4 separate regions of the Homo sapiens genome follow, and all the other regions are linked to region 2. The links are chromatin contacts, found by Hi-C or POLR2A ChIA-PET in ENCODE. All regions are on one chromosome and are shown on one strand. The core of a region is the stretch at or near the end of the contact, and the rest is flanking DNA. Distances in the headings are between cores, read along the strand shown.

Evidence for each region. A loop is a pair of places that touch in the nucleus more often than their neighbours do. ChIA-PET counts read pairs that join two places held with the same protein, here RNA polymerase II (POLR2A). Pooled maps may share reads with other maps.
Region 1: a map of naive thymus-derived CD4-positive, alpha-beta T cell shows a loop between it and region 2 (20-fold over the local background). The contact joins two enhancer-like sites. A Hi-C loop is called at or near these places in 1 of 168 maps with a recorded cell type or tissue (naive thymus-derived CD4-positive, alpha-beta T cell) and 3 of 50 pooled maps. POLR2A ChIA-PET finds 5 or more read pairs at or near these places in 1 of 52 experiments (activated T-cell).
Region 3: a pooled map shows a loop between it and region 2 (3-fold over the local background). The contact joins two enhancer-like sites. A Hi-C loop is called at or near these places in 1 of 168 maps with a recorded cell type or tissue (naive thymus-derived CD4-positive, alpha-beta T cell), 2 of 37 single-sample maps with no recorded cell type and 7 of 50 pooled maps. POLR2A ChIA-PET finds 5 or more read pairs at or near these places in 2 of 52 experiments (CD8-positive, alpha-beta T cell and activated CD4-positive, alpha-beta T cell).
Region 4: a pooled map shows a loop between it and region 2 (3-fold over the local background). The contact joins two enhancer-like sites. A Hi-C loop is called at or near these places in 4 of 37 single-sample maps with no recorded cell type and 4 of 50 pooled maps. POLR2A ChIA-PET finds 5 or more read pairs at or near these places in 1 of 52 experiments (activated B cell).

The regions. Positions count from the first base shown.
Region 1 is chr15:70,557,863-70,562,831 of GRCh38, reverse strand. No RefSeq gene overlaps it. Among named protein-coding and RNA genes, the nearest start is that of LINC02204, 26 kb to the left of the region's middle. Within about 2 kb of position 3,476, at least 3 of the 41 ENCODE cell types and tissues checked have a DNase peak (open chromatin) inside an H3K27ac peak, as active enhancers do.
Region 2 is chr15:70,257,559-70,262,471 of GRCh38, reverse strand. No RefSeq gene overlaps it. Among named protein-coding and RNA genes, the nearest start is that of TLE3, 160 kb to the right of the region's middle. RefSeq lists enhancers at 2,069-2,288, 2,319-2,398, 3,457-3,546 and a silencer at 2,609-2,768. Within about 2 kb of position 3,316, at least 11 of the 41 ENCODE cell types and tissues checked have a DNase peak (open chromatin) inside an H3K27ac peak, as active enhancers do; they include CD8-positive, alpha-beta T cell, where a contact is called at or near this core.
Region 3 is chr15:70,526,214-70,530,644 of GRCh38, reverse strand. It overlaps LOC107984781 (a long non-coding RNA gene), which reads left to right. Exons shown (of 2, transcript XR_007064698.1): 2 at 1,411-1,972. Among named protein-coding and RNA genes, the nearest start is that of LINC02205, 23 kb to the right of the region's middle. RefSeq lists an enhancer at 2,138-2,187. Within about 2 kb of position 2,249, at least 7 of the 41 ENCODE cell types and tissues checked have a DNase peak (open chromatin) inside an H3K27ac peak, as active enhancers do; they include CD8-positive, alpha-beta T cell, where a contact is called at or near this core.
Region 4 is chr15:69,977,918-69,982,270 of GRCh38, reverse strand. All of the region lies in intron 2 of LOC101929129 (a long non-coding RNA gene), which reads left to right. Among named protein-coding and RNA genes, the nearest start is that of MIR629, 99 kb to the left of the region's middle. RefSeq lists enhancers at 1,957-2,016, 2,847-2,906. Within about 2 kb of position 2,815, at least 3 of the 41 ENCODE cell types and tissues checked have a DNase peak (open chromatin) inside an H3K27ac peak, as active enhancers do.

The sequences.
Region 1 (4,969 bases), core at 2,227-4,726, 300 kb before region 2:
CAGAGAGGCTGGGCAGGCAGGAGACAGATTGGATACCATGTGTCAGGCAGCTCTTTTTTTTTTTTTTCTTTCTTTTTTTTTTTCTAATTTTGAGATGGAGTGTCACTCTGTTGCCTAAGCTGGAGTACAGTGGCGTGATCTTGGCTTACCGTAACCTCTGATTCCCGGGCTCAAGCGATTCTCCTGTCTCAGCCTCCCGAGTAGCTGGGACTACAGGCATGTGCTACCATGCCGGGGTAATTTTTGTATTTTTAGTAGAGATGGGCTTTCACCATGTTGGCCAGCCTGGTCTCGAACTCCTGACCTCAGGTGATCTGCCTGCCTCGGCTTCTCAAAGTGCTGAGTTTACAGGTGTGAACCACCGTGGCTGGCTGTCAGGCGGTTCTTCTGCAATATTTCACTTGTTTCTCATGGCAGCTCCTTGGAGTGAATTTTATGATCATCCTTATTTTGTAGAGGAGGAATTCAAGCTCAGAAAGGTTAATTGACTTCGCCAAGCTCTTATAACTAGTAAGTTAGGAGAACTGGGACTGGACCCCAGGTTTGCCATAACCCAAGTCAGGCTCCGGAAAGGGCATGGGGGACTTCCTGGGGCCTTATGGATTCATCGGGGCAAATGTGAATGGAACGAAGGTAGACTAGGAGGCTCGTCATGGATCTGGGGACTGGTTCATCCTAGGTTAGTGGGCGCTATCCCCATGCCTGTGAGCAGACCAGCTTCAGGCTCAGGTGCAGGTGTGGGATGACCATGGCCACAGGGCAGAGCATCACTTCTCTGAGACTTGGGAAGAAACAGGATGGGGGAATTGGGGATGTGCAAGGGAGGGCAGTGGCCACCAAGATCGGTGCTTAGGAGGCCCTGTAGATGAGAATTGAGAATTGCTTTGGGAGGCTGAGAGATGCTCTTCACTGCATCACATGTGAACCCTGTGGCTGGAAATGGGACGTTCCCTTTTAAAGAGAATGTGGCCTCCTGGAGGAGCCCCCTTCTGTCAGTAGGAGAATGGTCTGTGGTTATATGTGCTGCCAGGGGACAAAGCTGGTCCTCCGAAAGATGGGGTCTTTCCCTGTTTGGTGTCATGAAGCCAATATACACAAAGCCGAAAGTGAGTGTCAAGCAGTGCGGGACTGATTCAATGGCCATGGAATTGGAGGAGCGGGAGCCTGGCTCACAAATCGACCTCTCAACAAGTGAGGGGTGAAGGGGTGAGAATATAGGATTTTCTCTCATGAAGGAGTTGGATGTTAAAAGCCAGGGGAGGAATATTCCCATATTTTCTGGAATTGGGTGGTGAACTGCCTTGGAGCTGAAGGGCTGCCTTCCTTTTTGTCCTTTGATGGCTTCTTCCAGTCATTGTCATGGTGATTGTCAACCTGTCATGGCACTGGTGGGAGCATCATTTAGCAAGGAGATGAGATTAGAATGAAGCCTGAGGGTGGGCTATCTTGGCTCTAACCACTCTCAGTTGGTCTGGTTACAAAGGGAACTTTTTATTGCAGGCATCCTGTTTCTCAAAGACAAGCAGAGTCAGGACCCAGTAGAAATTCAGCTATGCCATGCAGGCATTGCACTGGCCATCACTAGCTTTCATGGCTCCTCTGAGTGATGAGAAAAGGTGGCCCTCTGGGCAGATGCACCAATCAGAGCATGGGCTGGATTTCTACCTGTCTGTCTCCTTTGGTCCAGAGCCTTTGTGGGACAGCTGTAGGAGGAGGCCCTGGGTACTGCAGTAGGCCCAGCGGGAGGCATCTGGTCAAGGAAGAGAACAGAAGGAGAGTGGGACCCTGCACCCAGGATCCAGGAGGGTGGGGACCAACATGTACCTGCATCTGTATCTGTAACCGTGGTGCTAGTCTGGCACAGTGTGTTCAGGAAATGTGGCTGAGAATGTCTGAAAAATAAGTCACCTTCCTTTTGGCTTCTTGGGATGAGCCTTCAGCCTTCTTTGGAACTGAGGAATTCCAAAGAAGTTGGAACGATTTTGGAAGTGAGGAAGAGGGCGCTATTGGCCATGTATGATGAGAACTAAAAAGGGGAAATGCTTGACTTATTTTGTCAACTTCATCAGTGAATGCTTTAGAATCCTCAAAAAAAAAAAAAAAAAAAAAAAATCACAGCTGAGCTTTATTGAGTGGATAATTACCATGAGCCAGCCATTGTGCTAATCCTTCTGTGACAGTCAGTCTTACATGTCACCTTGCCCTGGCCAGGGTCTCCAGTTATTTAAACACTCATGTAGGTGTTGCTGTGAAGGTCTTTTATAGAAGCCATTAAAGTCCAAAGTCAGTGACTTTACATAAAAGGAATTATTCTAGACAATCTGAGTGGGCTTGATTCAATCAATGGAAAGGCCTTAAGAGTAGAACCGAGGCTTCCGTGAAGGAGAAGAAATTCTACTTGTGGACGGTGGCTTCAGCCTATGCCTGAGAGTTCTAGCCTGCCTTTCCTGATGGGCTGCCCTACAGATTCCAGACTTGCTTAGCCAGATCCACAATTGCATAAGCCGATCGCCTGAGATAAATCTCTTAATCTATATCTCCTACTGGTTCTATTCTTTGGTTGAACCTGGGCTGATACACCTTCATACAGATCAACTTACCTAATCCCCTTAAGAATATGGTGAGAGTTACGGTTCCTATCCCCATTTAAGCGGGCACACAGAGAAGGCAGGCTGGTCCCCAGGCAATGGTGCCAGGATTCAAACCTCAAGCCTTCTTACTCCAGGGCCCCAGTCCTCACCTGCCACGCCAGAGGATGTCAGAGGGAGTCGCATCAACAGCAGCCAGCCCTGGGTATCTGACCGGTGTGAACTTGTGATTGGGTGGTTAGGACCAGGGTTGAGAGGAGTGGTAGCAGCCACCCATGGCAAGTCACTGAGGGAGCTACGTCTAGGGGACACACGCATTTTAACTTCACCTCTCGGCAGCCAGCTGTCTTTTACCTTGAGCTCCCTGACACTGGTGTACACAGAATGTTCCCCGGCATCTTGCATTTGTTTATATTTTGTTTTAGACTCATCTGTGGGTGGCTTATTCTGTTTGAGTGTTTTCTCACGGGGTTGAGCTTACTGAAATTCACTGAAATGTTCAGGATCAGTCCTCTAACTGAACTCTTTCCTCTGATGTATTCATTCCAAGAGACATCTGAGCTGCCTTCTTCACAAAGCAGCACCCAGCTTGCGCCAAAGAAGAAAGGCAGGTGGTGCCTCAAAAGGAATTCGGGGGCATCAAATGGCTTGGCAGTGACACCTGGCTGTGCATACGCCACACTTGGGTGGAAATTACTCCTCAAAAGTGGTAACTGAGAGGAAAATCTTTGGGTCCAATGTTTGGGGTGCTCATTTCCCATGTTTTAAACTCGAGTAAACTCTGCGGTGGCATTTGATTTGTCTCCACGTGACAGCTCAGACTCAGACTACTGCTTGCCTTCCCCTCCCTCCCCTTCTGTCTCCAGCCCACAACCCTGTGGCCTCTCATTTCCTGCACCCGCAGGCTTGCTGTGGAGGACGGAACACAGGCAGCCTGGACTGGAGGGTGGAACGCGTCAACTTCCAGCAATGACTTCCAGAAAATGCCAGATGGAACAGGGGCAAAAATAAGAGTGTATGTTTGTGTGTAGGTGGGGGGAGGGGTGTGTGTTGTGTGTATGTGTGTCGTAGAGTGTATGTGTTGTGTGTGTGCTGTGGTGTGCATGGGCTATTGTGCATACTGTGGTATATGTGAGCTGCTGTGTATGTGCTGTTTGTGTGGACTGTGGTGTGTGTGCTGTGGCGTGTGTGTGTATGGACTGGTGTGTGTGAGCTATTGTGTGTATGCTGTGGTGTGTATGTGCTGTGTGTGGTGTGTGTGTGCGCTGTGGTATGTGTGTGCACTGGTGTGTGTATGCTGTGTGTGTGAACTATTGTGTGTGTGCTGTTGTGCATGTGCACTGTCGTGTATGTGCTGTTGTGTGTGTGCGCTGTGGTGTATGTGCTGTGTGTGTGTGTGCTGTAGTGTTTGTGTGCTGTGGTTTGTGTGTGTGCTGCGGCGTGTGTGTGAGCTATTGTGTGTGCTGTGGTGTGTGTGTGTGAGAGCTGCTGTGTGTGTGCTGTGGTGTGTTTGTAAGTTATGTGTGCTGTGCTGTGTGTGTGCACTGTGGTGTGTGTGTGAGCTGTTTGTGTGCAAGTTGTGTGTTCTGTGTGTGTGTGAGCTATGTGTGTGCTGTGGTGTGTGTGCGAGTTGCTGTGTGTACTGTTGTGTGTGTGTGCACACAGGCATGCGGTGTCAGGGGAGGTGTGGAGCAGCAGTAGGAGGGAGGCTGCTAATAGGAGCAGGGGGTATTGGTATTGGTATTGGTTGCAGCCTGAGAAGTGAAATGTAAAGCCAGAGGACAAAACTCAAAGTCTGACCTGGCGGGGCCTCCAAGGAGTGTGGCTGGGAGAGGAGGCTCAGTCCAGAGGAAGCAGATGAGGGGTTGAGACCAGTGCCCATGACTTAATGACTGAGTTTTAAGAACTAGGGTCTTATTTTCTCCGTCTCTGCCTCTGTCTTTCTTGTCTCTCCCCATCTCTCTCCACCTGTCTGCCCCTGTCTCTATCTCTCTGTCTCTCTCCATCTGTTTCTATCTCTATCTCTCTCCATTTGTTTCTATCTCTCTCCATCTGTGTCTGTCTCTCTCTCCATCTGTCTCTGTCCCTGTCTCTCCATCTGTCTCTGTCTCTGCATCTCTCTGTGTCTCCATTTGTCTCTGTCTCTCTCTCCATTTGTTTCTGTCTCTATCTCTGTGTCTCTCTCTCCTTCTGTCTCTGTCTCTATGTGTCTCTCTCTCCAGTCTCTTTGTCTCTGTCTCTCTCCATTTGTTTCTGTCTCTCTCTCTCCATCTCTGCATCTCTCCATCTCTCTCTCTCTCTCTCAACTTCTCCCTCTCCTCCAGTCTCCGTCTCTCTTTCTTGCTCTTGGCATGAGTGCATGTGTGTGCATGCTGGCTCTT
Region 2 (4,913 bases), core at 2,067-4,566:
CTCCCCTGGGCCCCCGGGGCCAAGGCCAAAGTTCTCTGGGCACAGTTTTGTGCCCAAAAATTACCCCTTATGCCTGCAATTTTCCATTTGCACCTTCAAAATAGAGTGCAACTGGCTAATTGCCATGGCAATTAGGTAATTGCAGGTGCAATTAACATCTTTCCAGCAAAGCAGGGGGAGAGGGAGGGGAGACAGGGGAAGAGAGAAACAGTGAGAGGAAATGCAGGAGCCTGCAAGACAGACCAAGAGGTTGTGAGAGAAAAACCGAGGGGATGGGGAGAGAAAACAAGAGTGGGTGGGCAAGGAGAGAGATGGGATGGCTAGAAAGAAGAAAGGTGTGTGTACAAAGAAAAATACATCAATAAGACTCAGCCACTGTCTTGGAGGAGCTGATGGCCTAGAGGTGAGAAGGAGGCCCAGAGCAGAGCAGGAAGGTGGATGTGGAGCATTCCAGCCTGGTGGCACCGGGAAGCTTTCCCAGGGAAGGTGGTGCCTGAGCTGAGCCTGGAGAAGGGCTTCTATAGGTGGGCAAAGGGAGGCGGGAGTCCTGGTGGTTATATCAGCATGAGCCAAGGTCCAGAGGTGTGTGAGCCCAAGTATGCCCCATAGGACTTCCTGCCATAATGGGAATGTTCCAGACCTGCACTGCCCAGGCCAGTAGCCACCAGCCATGTGTGGCTATTGAGGACTCAAAATGTGGCTAGTGCTATTGAGGAATTGGATTTTTAATATTATTTAACCCTAAATTGAAATTTAAATAGTCACATATGCTCCGGTATTGATCCACACAGACCACAGAGGAATGGGAATGGGGCCTGGATGCCAGGGAAAGGCCCCATAGCAGCTGTCCCCCTCCTAGTCCAGGGGACTGGAGAGGTGGCATCAGGTACCGAGATGGGGAGGACAGAAGAGGGGTTGAGAAGAATGGGTTGGGGCACCACATGTTTGGATGAAGACTTGTTCACCATGAGGAGATGGTTAGGGAACCATGGCAAGTTTGGGATTGAAGCCCCTGTCCCTGCCCTCCCTTCCCTCAGTACCCTTGTCGCTGTAGAGGTGTCTCCTTCCTGGTGTCTCATTTGGGGAAAGCTCCACACTCATTCTCTACACGGTTTGGGAGAAGGAGAGGACTGTGCCTCTCCCTGTCCCTCCAGCCCCACTGTCCCTAGGCCCAGCCCCAACCCAGCAGCCCAACTGCCTTTACAGCAAAATAAGCTTCAGTGAGGTCACGTGGACTCAGGGCAGCCACACACACTCATACGTATCCACACTCAAACATACAAATACATATGGTCACACCATCACCCCTGGACACACTCATACAAGCACACACACCCTCAAATCCAAGTGCACACAGCCTCACAGACAACACACACACAAGTGCTTGGGGCAGTGTTTACAAAGCCCTGGAGGGGCTGGGAGGCTCCCGCCCTGTGCAGGTGGTTGGAGGTGTGGATCACCATTAGCACCAGTGACATTCAAGGACAGAGCCCAGAGACCCACTGCAGGGGTGCCTTCATTGGGTCCCCTTTCCCTTTCTCACCTTTCAGCTGGAAAGGCTCTGGCCAGGCCCGGGCTGCGAACACCAGGCTACATTTGGGGAGGGGTGTGGCCCCAGGACTGCGCTGTGGTGCACCCTGCCTCACCCTTGCCATCTCGTCACCCTCTCTCCCAGCCTCCTGCCCCACTGCTCCTTTGCACGCTCTGCCTGCCTGACATCTCTCTCTGTCTCCTCTCTCTCTTTCTCGTTCCCACTCTCTCCTCCCTCCCCTTGCTTGGGTCCTTCCTAATCTCCTTCCCTCACAGTGTCTGGTTCCCTCTCCTGTGCTAGAACCAAACCTTCCAACCCATGAAACTCCAACCCTAGGGCTGCCGCACCAGACTTCTGGAATGTTCTCCTTTGCTGATGTTGTGGCCTGGCTGTGAAAGCCCCTAGGACCTGAGAACAGGACTCTCTGGACTGCAGCAGCAGAATGAGTGTGGTCAGTGTCTAGGCCAGCAGAGGGGACAGCAGGCCTTGTGGAAGACAGAGGGTGAAGACCCTTCACGCAGTCCATTGTCTGAGTGTGCACATATGTGCCTGTGTGTGTCTGCACGCTCACGCACATATGCACATAAACTCTCTACCCTGGAGACTAGAGGGAGCTGTGTGGGTAACTCACTGGGAGATCTTGAGCAAGTCACCACCCACCTCCAGGTTGCAGTTTCCTTTCTCTGAAACAAAGATCATTGTCTGGTCCTGGTGTGCAGAGTCCTTGGGAAGGGCTGGGGAGATGCCCCCCAGAACAGCTTGGCTTTGGTTGGGCTGAAATAGATTTTACTGGAAAGCAAAGCACTGTGGCTAAAGCACAATGCATGGTCACACAGGTACCTTCCCTCCCTGGAATCCTATAATGCAATGAGTCCCTACTGGTTTTTTTTCCCCAGCCTTACCCCAGCCCTACCCAGTGCTTGACACAGGCCTGGGCATAAAGGAGTTGGTCATCCAGAGGAGGCCCGGAGGTAGCCTGTGGGTGGTCTGTCTGTCTGCCCTCTTGTGGTTGGTGCTGCTCAGGTCCCGGTAGACGGTGGGAGTTAGAAGCCCAAGGCCCTGCACCAGGATGCAGAAATGGGGAGGCAGCAGTTGGTACAGGAAGAACATGGCTTCACACACTCAGTCCCAAACCCACCTGCCTCACGGCCAGGCATTGAGATTGCACCCACCTCTCTCACACCCCATTCTCAAGCTGCACATCCTCATTTTGTGGCTACACCCGTGCACATGCGGGCACACACACACCTCCAGGTCAAGGCAGCCCTCCATGTTGATTTCAACTTGATTTCATCTGTATAAATGCCAGGCACAAAAAGCACAGCATGGAGCTGTCCTTCAGAAGCCCGTTTGAATTTCCCCAAAGATAATCCATTAGATAGGGAGTGGGGGAGGCACACAGGACAGAAGAAACAACAGAAATCCCATCTGTTTAAGGAAAAAAGGCATTTATTAAATGATTTTCAGTTGAGCCCTTGGTCAGTCTCTGCGAGGACTAGAGACCCAAACATAAAGGCCACACCACCAGGACCCAATCCTAAAGCCACCCTGTAGGACTGGCCATGGGGTCACCACGGTACTCTCAGCCAGCACACTTTCTACCATGGACGCTGGGCACCGGGTGCCAACCCTGAGTCCCGCCCACAGCTGCCCCTGGGAGAGGGGGCCCAGCAGCTGGCACTCCTGCTGGACGGGGGTCTCACAGCATCTGCTTCTTCAGACGCCTGACTGCAGGCTGAGGTCCCACGTGAGCATATCTGCTAGCAGAGCTGAGGTCACGTGACTGAGCTCTGGCTGCCGAGGAGCAGGAAAACCAGTAAGTGGCAGCTGCCTTAGAAGCGAGAAACTCACACGTGAGGAATTCCCAGGCAGAGGGAAGAACAAGTAGGCAGAAAGATGGACAAATGGCCCAGCACCCCAGACGGCCTGGGCCCTCTGCACAGCCTGACCTGCTCTAACCACTCACCTCTCCAGCCCCTCACTGAGGACCCAATCTGGTTGCCACCCTCGTCCCTTCCGCCTGGTTTCTAGAGCCTCCAACCTCATGAGCTGGCCCAGCCAGGCCCTCTGCCTTTGGGGCCCCAAGAGCACAGCAGGCTTCCAGGGCTGGTGAGGCGGGGGCGTCAGCAAACCACAGGCCATGCCTTTCCGGTGACATTTGGCTCAGGCTGGGGTTGAGGTCGGCTTCAGACTCAGTGAGAGAAACACACACCACCCCGCAAGCTTCCTCTAAGAAGGGCTCCGAGAGGAGAGGGCTGCATCTTGTGCAGGCAGGAGAGTCAGGGGTGGAGCAAGGGATGCCCGGCTTCTGACTACCATGCTGTCTACCTGTCATGGCAGCAGTGGCAGCTGACGACCACCAAGTACTCGCCACGTTTCTGGCGCTGTGCCAAGCATGCAACTCTTAACGTCCTGGCAGCACCTGAGTTAGGACCCACTGTCTCCATGTTACAGATGAGGAAACCGAGGCAAAGAGAGGTTAAATAACTCACCTGGGGCCACTGGCTACTGAGTGGCGGAACCAGGATTTGAACCCAGTCTGGTCCAGAGCCCTTCACCACTTTGTTAAATGGCCCCTCGGTTTATTTATCCTCTCTGTCCCTCTGTTTTTCCCTCTAAAAGAAGAGCCCCAGGTGGCCAAGGGACATGGAGTAGTGGAGGAGCACCCAGCTCACAGCTTTTCCCTCTAAAAGATGAGCCCCAGGTGGCCAAGGGACATGGCGTGGTGGAGGACCACCACGTGTGTGAGCACCAGCTCACAGATGGTGACTTAGGGTTTCCACCCTGCTCTGCTTTCCCTTGGCTGTGGACCCTGGGCAGTTAGTTAACTTCTCTGAGACTTAGTTTTTCTCACCTGAAATGTAGAGCAATGAGGTCTACCTGCAGGAAGTTTGTGGGAGCAATGAAGTTGTGGGTGCCTCGCACCTGGCAGGTGCTCAGGAAATGCAGGACCAAAAGCACTCAAGCCTGAACCCCTCAGATGGCCCCTGGGTAAGGAAACGCTGCAGCTCCCCCAACCACCCAGCAATACCTGAGTCTCAGACACCCAGTGAGATGGGAGACCACGAGCCCAGCCTGAGGAGCCATCCTTGCTAGGCCATATGACCAGCTCCCTGAGCTAGGTCTCACGGAAGTCGCTTTGTGCCCCTGCCCCCATGTGTCCTGTGTCACTACCCAGTCCTTCCTGTCATGAGGAAGCAGCCACATGCCCTCCTCACCCTGGACCTTGGGGCCCTCAGGACCAGCTCTTCCTTTGAAAAGAGGAAGATGGAAGGCAGCAATTCTTAGCCTCACCAGGAAAATGCAGCCTGCCGCTCTCCTATTGGAATCAAGGTTGTCTAGATTGGGTAGGTGGGGGTGGGATAGTTGTGGGTAGGGGAAT
Region 3 (4,431 bases), core at 1,000-3,499, 270 kb before region 2:
CATGGAGTTAAAGAAAACCATGCCCCTCTAAATTTGAGGAAGTGTGTTCCCTACCTAGAAGTTATTATTTATCTTAGGGACATGTTTGATGGTGTTTGGGTGTATGTATGGAGCATGTGTGTGTGAGTGTGTGTCTCCATGTGTGAGTGTGTTTGTGTGTTTGTGTCTGAGTGTCTGTGTGTGTCTGTGTATGTGGCTGTGTGTGTCTGTGTGTCCGTGTGTGTGTCTGTGTGTGTTGTGTATCTGTGTGTCTGTGAGTGTGTGTTTATGTGACTGTGAGTGTGTTTGTGTGTGTCTATGTGGCTGTGTCTATGTCCGTGTGTGTGTGTCATGTGTCTGTGTGTTGTGTGCCCGTGTGTGTCTGTGTGTGTCAGTGTATGTCTGTGTGTGTGTGTGTCTGTGTGTCTGTATCTGTGTGTGTCTGTTCTTGTCTGCACTTTTGTTCCCAGGAGATGTGAGGTGAAGACCTCACCAAAGTAGGAGTGGCGTGTGGGCTGGGCTTTGGCCCTTCGTGCTGGAAGTGATGGAGAGGCATGGCCTGGCTTGGCACAGCTCTGCCTTGCCTGTGCTGCCAGCCTCTTGTGAGAGATGCCATGTGGAAGGGATTTGGGACAATGCACAGTGCACTCTTCTGAGTGTTTTGTCTGGGCTAAAACTCTGCAGAGTATAGCTGTGGCTCTGAAACAAATAGAGGCTGGCCTTGTCAATTGTTTTGGGGTGAAGTTAATCCGGGGTAAGAGTCAGAGGCAGTCTAGAAGGCAGGGCATAAACTAGCCAGATGAAGGCCTTGGCTGGGAGTTGGGTTTATACCCCTAGGCCTAAGGAGTAGCCACTGCTAACAAGAGTTGTAGTTTTTCCTCTGGGTTGCAATTCTCTTCTCTTGCCTCCAAGCCTCCACTCAGGTAACCTGGCAGTGGGGAAATTGAGAGGTGCAGTGTCCACTCACTAATGATGAAGGTGAGATGTGGATGCATGGAGCACATTTTAGAAAAGCCCTGGCCTTTTATAAGGACCTGGGCCTTCCAGTATTTTCCTTGCCATCTCACCACCTGCTAACACATGCTGTGCACATAGGAGGTGCCAGGAAAATGTGTGTTATTCGAATGGAACTGAGAAACCGTTCTAGTCTAAACCCTGAGGCCCCCTGGCTTGCCCCCTCCTACCATGCCCATCTAGTTTTCAATGCCAAGCTCTCACGTCAGGGTTTTTCATCTCCATCTTCCTGTTGTTCACTTTAGGGGAAGGGTCCTGCTTGGACTATTGCAGTAGCCTCCAAGTAGCTTGAACTTTGCTCAGACTCTCCCCTCCCCAATCTGCTAAGCAGATTGTTGACAAGATTCTCTGCAGTTTGCTGCTTTGATGATGTCCCTCTCCAGCTCCAAATTGTTACTGGCTCTCCATTGACTACAGGTAAAATGCAGACTTCTCAGCCTGATCTTCCACAATCTGACGTCAGCCTACCTCCTCATCCTGCCTGGGCCTGGAGGCATGCCAGCCAATTCAGACCACTTGCCATTTTTCTTTTTCTCCTCTGCATCTGGAATTGCTGTCAGTGAAACCTTCTCTTTCCCTCAAGGAGCACCTTGAATGCTGGCCCCACATCACCTTCCTGACCCTGTCAGCTCAAAGAGGTTTCTCTGCATCTGAACTCCATGTGTTCCAGTCTCTGGGTCCTTACCATGCACTGCTGGGGCATGCTGTGTGCTGGCCGCCGTCCCTCCTCATGCTCAGAAGCAGAGCCTATGACTTAGTCACTTTGGTCTCCCCAGCGCCCAGAGCAGATATTTGCACAGAAGAGGAGCTCAATAAATGTTTGTTTAATGAATGAATATATAATTCTAACCCAGTGCCCTGCTTTCTTACAGTGACATTCAAGTCATCCTAGGCCAAAAAAAAAAAAAAATGCCTATTTACCTTCCAAAATTACCTCTCATATTGGTCAAAATTAAAATAAACACTTGGCGGATTAAGACCTGGCCTGTCATATTGTATCTGACACCATTAAGAACCAAGGTTGGGGTGCCTCACGGTTGACTTCCACTGATCTAAGATGTCAACAACAATGTCACCTGCCTGATAGGGTGACATCTGAGCTCCAAGGCATGCACTCCTGTCCTTTGGGCGCTCACCCCCGGCTTCATGCACCCTGTGCCCTGGGTCAGTGCCTGCCTCTCTGATTCAAGCCTTCTTCTGGGCGACTGGGCCTTTGATCTTGGGTTATGTTCCTGTTTTGCTTTCACTTTCCAGCTCTTATCTGCTAGAGTGCTTTGAGTGTAAGCAACAGGAAGTCCTGTGGCTAATGTAGGCGTTAAGGAGTTTATTGGAAGCATGTAGCAGAGCCCATGGAACTGAATGGAGGGCAGAGAACCAACTCAGAGCAATTAGAATTGGGATCACAAACAGGGTGGGGTGTGGGGCTCAGAAACAGGAGCTATTGATAAAAGAACTGTTTTTTCGTTTTTTTGTTTTTTTTGAGACAGTCTCGCTCTGTCACTCAGGCTGAAATGCAGTGGCGTGATCTCAGCTCACTGCAACCTCCATCTCCCGGGTTCAAGCAATTCTCATGCCTCAGCCTCCTGAGTAGCTGGGATTACAGGTGTACGCCACCATGCCTGGCTAATTTTTGTATTTTTAGTAGAGATGGGGAGCTTTGCCATGTTGGCCAGGCTGGTCTCAATCTCTTGGCCTCAAGTGATCCGCTTGCCTCGGCCTCCCAAAGTGCTCAGGAGGCTGAGGTAGGAGAATGGCATGAACCCAGGAAGCGGAGCTTGCAGTGAGCTGAGATTGCTCCGCTGCACTCCAGCCTGGGCGACAGAGCAAGACTCCATCTCAAACAAACAAACAAACAAACAAACAAAAACACTGCTGGGATTACAGGTGTGAGGCACCACGCCTGGCCTGAAAGGACAGGTTCTTAAGGGGTTGCCATTGCTGCTCCTACTGCCAGGGCTAATGAGTGTCGACCATTTTGTCTTTTTGCCACTCTGCTGCAGATTCAAACTCCAGGGAGAATCCAAGTGGGCCTAGCATGTGCTTCTGTTTCACCATCTGCTGCTCTATCCCTGTTATTCTTTCCTGGTTTTTGCCCATCCCTCACAGTCCCATCCATCACCCGATACCCACCCAGACATGCATAGAGCACCCCACAAGGGGTTTCCAGGGTTGCCTCCATGAGGGTGCTGGATTTCTGCCTAGCCCAGGTAACACATCCTTCTGAGCAGTGATACAAGCAGCAGTAGGACAATTAGCTACCAAGGGAATTGTCCTCTGCTTATCCATCATTGTAGAAAGTAATGAGTGACTTTAAATCACAAACCTTATGTTTTCTTTCCCATGGCATGAAATGCGTAGGTCAATTCTCAAAGCTTAGTGACTAGTTCTTGTACTAGAAATGCAAACTTGAGGACAATTTACTCATAAACTAATTACTTGTCCTTCCCGGGCATTAGCAATGGGATCTGCAGGCACAATAGACATATTCACATTGTTGATCCCCGTTGTTCCAAGACCCACATAAGCTTCCTGGGAAACGGATCTGAGCAGAAGTCAAAAACACAGTATTCCTTATTTCTACCCGTTGGACTTGTGGGTTCACTTAATGCTAGCTTTCTCCCTAATGAAAGGCAAGGGAAATATCAGCTAGAAATTTCATAATCAGAGTGTTTGCCTCGTTTGCTATTTTTAAACACCACAGACTTTGGAACTAAGGATGTGCATTAGTCTGGCAAATGCTGCTGGTAGATGTGGACTGAAGCTCCTGTCTGCAAAGGTACAATTGAGAGGACAAAGAGCGGGCATAAATAATGGATTAAGAGTGGCTCTGATGAGAGCCTATTCGTCCTGCAGCCTCAAAATGAAAGCACGCAGCCGATGACTCATTGGATAATAGTAAATATGATGGGCTCATAAAACCACTGGTTCCCCCGGGGGCTGTTCGGCAGGCTTTGTCTGGTCTTGAGCTTGTTATGTGCGGAAGCTACCAATTTAAGCTGCCCTTCCCCCAGCAAAGACGTGGCTCCTGGGCAGAGAGTTATTTGGGTGATTTGCAAAGTGTGGGTGGCACAGGGAGAGGCGGATTTTCCCCCAAGGGATGTTCCTCTGCACTCCTGCATGTGCCCTGGCCTGATGCCAGTTCCAGGCAGGTCCCCATCTGGGGAGATCTGGATGCTATATGGACTTCATTAAGGGGAAGGCAGAGACCTCGGCCCCAGGGAGCCAGAAATGGAAAGGAGACATGGCCTTAACATAAAGTAAGGGTTCTGACTCCAACCTGGGAGACGAATACAGAACATAAACATGTCTTTCCTCCACCACGCTAAGCAGTTCAAGCCAGAGTAGGACTGATAATAACAGAAAGACCTACATTCTGTAGGGATATTGTTGCAGTGAAAGTGTTTGTCTTCAAATAGGGGGAGGCCATGTGGGCAGAGG
Region 4 (4,353 bases), core at 1,566-4,065, 280 kb after region 2:
CCCTGGGGAGCACCTCCTCCATGGTGAGCACCCCCTCCCTGGTGAGCACCCTCTCCCTGGTGATCACCTCCTCCCTGGGGAGCACCTCCTCCCTGGAGAGCACCTCCTCCCTTGCAAACACCTCCTTCCCTCCAGGCCAGGTTCCTTCCCCATAAAATGAGAGCTAGCACCAGATCATTGCTTCTTAACCCAAAGAAGACTGCAGACCCCTAAAATGCCTGTGATCTTTACTGGAGACACAGGGTAAAGGAAAAGGAGAGGGTTTCTGGCAGGCCTGGGTTCAGGGAGCAGCCAGGAGCAACCATTTTGGGGCCAGAATGTGAGGGAGGCACAGCAGGGCAAAGGGGCCTGTGGGCAGGTGGGCAGGATGGGCCAGTGGCCCAGACACCTGCAGAGGCCATCCAGTTCTAGATTTTATGACTTTATCTTTCAATCCATTTAATGTTTGCTTTTATTATTATCAATAACACGAATAAGAGCTATGATATATTAAACACTTAATAGGTGCCAAGCAGAATGTTAAGCACATTGTACCCGCTGCCTCATTTTACTATCATGCCTTCTCCATGAAGGCATGATTCATATTTCTATTTTATAGCTGAGTAGATAGGTTAGGTAATTTACCCAGCATCAACCCTGACTAGTAGTCCCAACAAAGCTGGGAATCAAACCCAGGACTTACCTAGGGCCAAAGTATTTTACCTGGTGGGATTTCTATGAGCCAGGCCTGGGCTGGGCAGCCTGGAACACAGAGAAAAGGGAACACTCCCCTACAGCTGTGGAGGCTGAAACTCAAGACCTGTTCTAAATGTCACAATGAGGTAGCAATAGAGGACTATGGGAGTTTCAAGGGCTTGGGGACAATTCAGAGGCTTCCTGGAGGAGAGGGCATTTAAGCTGGGCCCTAAGGGAGAAGAATTTCAAGGGTGGAGGGAAATTCTAGGCAAAGGCACAGCTTTTGTGGAAAGCTAGTAGGTGTGAAGGTTGCAGAGCATGGGCATGGTTTGACCACATGTGGTTTACTCTTTTTTTATTTTTATTTTTTAATAGAGACTGGGTCTCGCCCTGTTGCCCAGGCTGGTCTTGAACTTCATATATGTGGCTCATGGCATATTTTGGTTGGAACATCGTGTGCAGAGGATACCAATGGGAAACAGCCTGGAAAGTTAGACTGAGGCCATAGCGATGGCAGCCTTGAATGCCAGGATAAGGAGCTAGGCAAAAGACAATGGGAAGGGGACAGGAGACTAGAGAATTTACTACTCAATTCTGTGCTGTAGAAGAAGTGAAAAAACAGATACCGACAGCCCTAAACCTCAGGGAGTACAAACACAGCTGAGAAAACTTTAGAGAAAACCTAAACATATCGTGAAGTTGCTTGTGTGTGTGTATGTGTGTGTGTGAATGACTCCATCTGAGAGATTTGAGCAAAGTCCATGAGATGGCTGGGAAGGTAAATGACCAATTCCTTTCTAACTTCAGATTTCCTGTTTGCAAAACCTCACCAACATATCTAGAAAACCTAGAAAACATTAGGCTTCTCAGCCTGCACAGAGCAGCTTACAATGTTTATTCATGAATGAAGAGTTGGGTGCCCTGTTGTTCCTGGGTGGAGGGGAGACAGTTCATCTCCAAATGGCTCAGCCTTGGGCTCCACTGACTACACATTCTCTTTGTTTGTAGTAACAGCCATGCACTCTGTGCATATGCATGGTATCACCTGCAGATGTCCCAGTTCCTGACGTCACCCTGGCTGCAGAGCCAGCCTCAGGCCGAGCTGTGCAACCAGGGCAGAGGGAGGAAGGGGCGCTGCTGACCTGGACAGGGCTGAGTTCCAGTCCGCTTCCGTCACCACACTCCCACTGTTGGCCTTGGACAAGCCCCCATCTCTCTGCAGCAGCCCCTTCATTCCTACCTCCTTGAGGGGCCTAAACTGGATCATCACTTCTGGAAATAGCCATTCTTGTCCCACCTTTGAAGGTGTCATTTCTCAGCACCCCAGACTATTAGTCAGGGAATGTTTTCTTTGAATTGACTCACTTTTAAAATACACCATTTATGTCAACTTACCATTTCTGTACATGATGCACCATTTGCTATAAAGGGACATTGAAGTTAAAACCCATGAAAATAGTAAATGTTCACTCTTGTACCACCTAAAGTCAGGGTACATGCCTGCCATTGCATGAGTGCACACCCCCAGGGGAAACCTGCGTCCTGGAGCCAGGCGGCTTCTCAAGTATGACTGTGCGCCGGAAACACCTGGAGACCTTGCAAAAATGCAAATTCAAATTCAGTAGGTCTGGGTGGGGTCTGAGATTCTCTGTTTCTGACAAGGTCCCAGGAGATGCCGATGCTGCTGGTCCACAGACCCTACTTGGTGTAACAAGGTCACATGGGTTGTCCAGCTCCCTATCGTGGGGGCAGGGCAAGAATGTCAACAGAAACACAGCACCAAGTCCTTCTGAGAACACGGGACGTGAAACACAAAGACCATGTCTAAAGATTCAAGCAAAGGCTTCATATCAGAGGAAAACTCAGAGAGCTATTTCACCTTTTCTCCCAAATATACATTTACTTTATATTTACTTTATGCACTTAGAACTTTCGGCATCTCTGTTTACTGCTTCACATACCTCCCCACCTCTTCCCTAATGCAAAGACCTGAATCTGGAAAGCCACATCTGTTGGGAGCTTCGTCAGAAATCATGCTGGCCATGCTTGCAGGCTGGGTCCAGCTCTTGCTGGGAGGTGGAGGCCAGGGCTCTGCATAATGGCATCTTCGGGGCTTTCCCTTCTCTGACCTCCTGCCATGCTCAGACAGAACGACACGCCATCTGCTGACTCACCGTGGCTTCATGCATTCATGTCCTGTTTTCCCAGGTGGTCACAGCTCTAGGAGGAGACAGTAAGGGGTGACTGGAAGGGGAGGGGAGTGAGATTGCCCCTCTGGGACCCACACACACTGAGGACATGATGGGCTCTTGATAAAATGTCACATGAGCCCAGGACAGTTAGAGAGGTTGGCTTTATAAGTGGTACATTATTTATGATGGCTTGAATGGGTCACCCTTATGCCCATTTTCTGGAGGGAAAAACTGGCTCCAGATAATGCAAAGTCATGCCCCTATGGCGTCAGTTGCAGGGCTCAGAAGTCCTCTCTTCCAACCCAGTTGCTGGCAGGTCATGACCACAGGCCACCCAGCCATTCCTAGCCTCCCTGGTAGAATTCAAGGCTGCCTGTATTGTGCATCTGCTGTGTCCATGGCACTCAGGGAGGATAGTAAAGGCAGGGCCAGAGGGGAATGAGGGGGACTTGCTGGGGAGCATGATGGTCACGTGCTAAGCAGAGGCCTGACCTGAGACCTCAGGGTGGCATTCCTTTGGGTACTACAAGGGCTGGAAAAGGCCTCTCCCCTGCTTCAAGCCCAGCCCAGCAGGTAGGTGGCCGAGCCAGGCCCACATGCTGATCTCTGCTCTCTGACTGGTGCAGTTTCCTTTGTGTTAGATCATCAATTCCTCAGCCTTCTGTGGCTTCTGTGATTTCCAAAGAGCTTGCCCTGATGCTGAAGCCGGCCTGGACTGGGCATCAAGAGGGTTTCAGCCTGATAGCCAATGGCCGGCCGCATGACAGCGAGAAATTGGCTTCTCTCTCTGGGCCGTGGTGATCTTCAAAGTTTCTTACAGCACTAGAATTCTGCTCTTTCTTTGCATTACAAATGGAATACATACTTGTGAACATTTTCAACAATATAGAAATGTAGAAAGTAAATATAAACAAACAAAAAATGAAGTCATCATCTTCTTATTGCTGCTAGAGGAAGCCATTGTGAATAGTTTGATGTGTTTCCTTCCAAATGATTTTTTCTCTACGTATAAACATAAATAAGCATATGTAGGTTTATTGATCATCTTAAAATTTATTTTTTTCACTTAAAATACTTTCCTGTGATCTTCCTGTGCCATCATATATAAATCTACTTTATTATTTTGAAGTAATATATCTTGGACATTTTTGCATCAGTAGATCCTTTTCAATGATAAATAGCATTTTGTATCATGGATATGCATAATTTCTTTGGGCCTTTATATTATTTCCATTTTTTTTGCTATTATAAACAATGCTGAAATAAACATCTTTTTACATGCATTCTTACTCACATGTGAATATGTTTCTTTAACATGAATTCCTGGAAGTAGAACTGCCAGATAAAAGAACACACACATCCAAAATTTTGAAAGATGCTGTCAAAATCACCCTCCCAAAATACCAGTTGTCTTTCCTCTCTACAGCTCGGGGAGCAACATGTTTGCATTCACCTTGATTGAGCCTGGATTAGGTGCATGTAATGT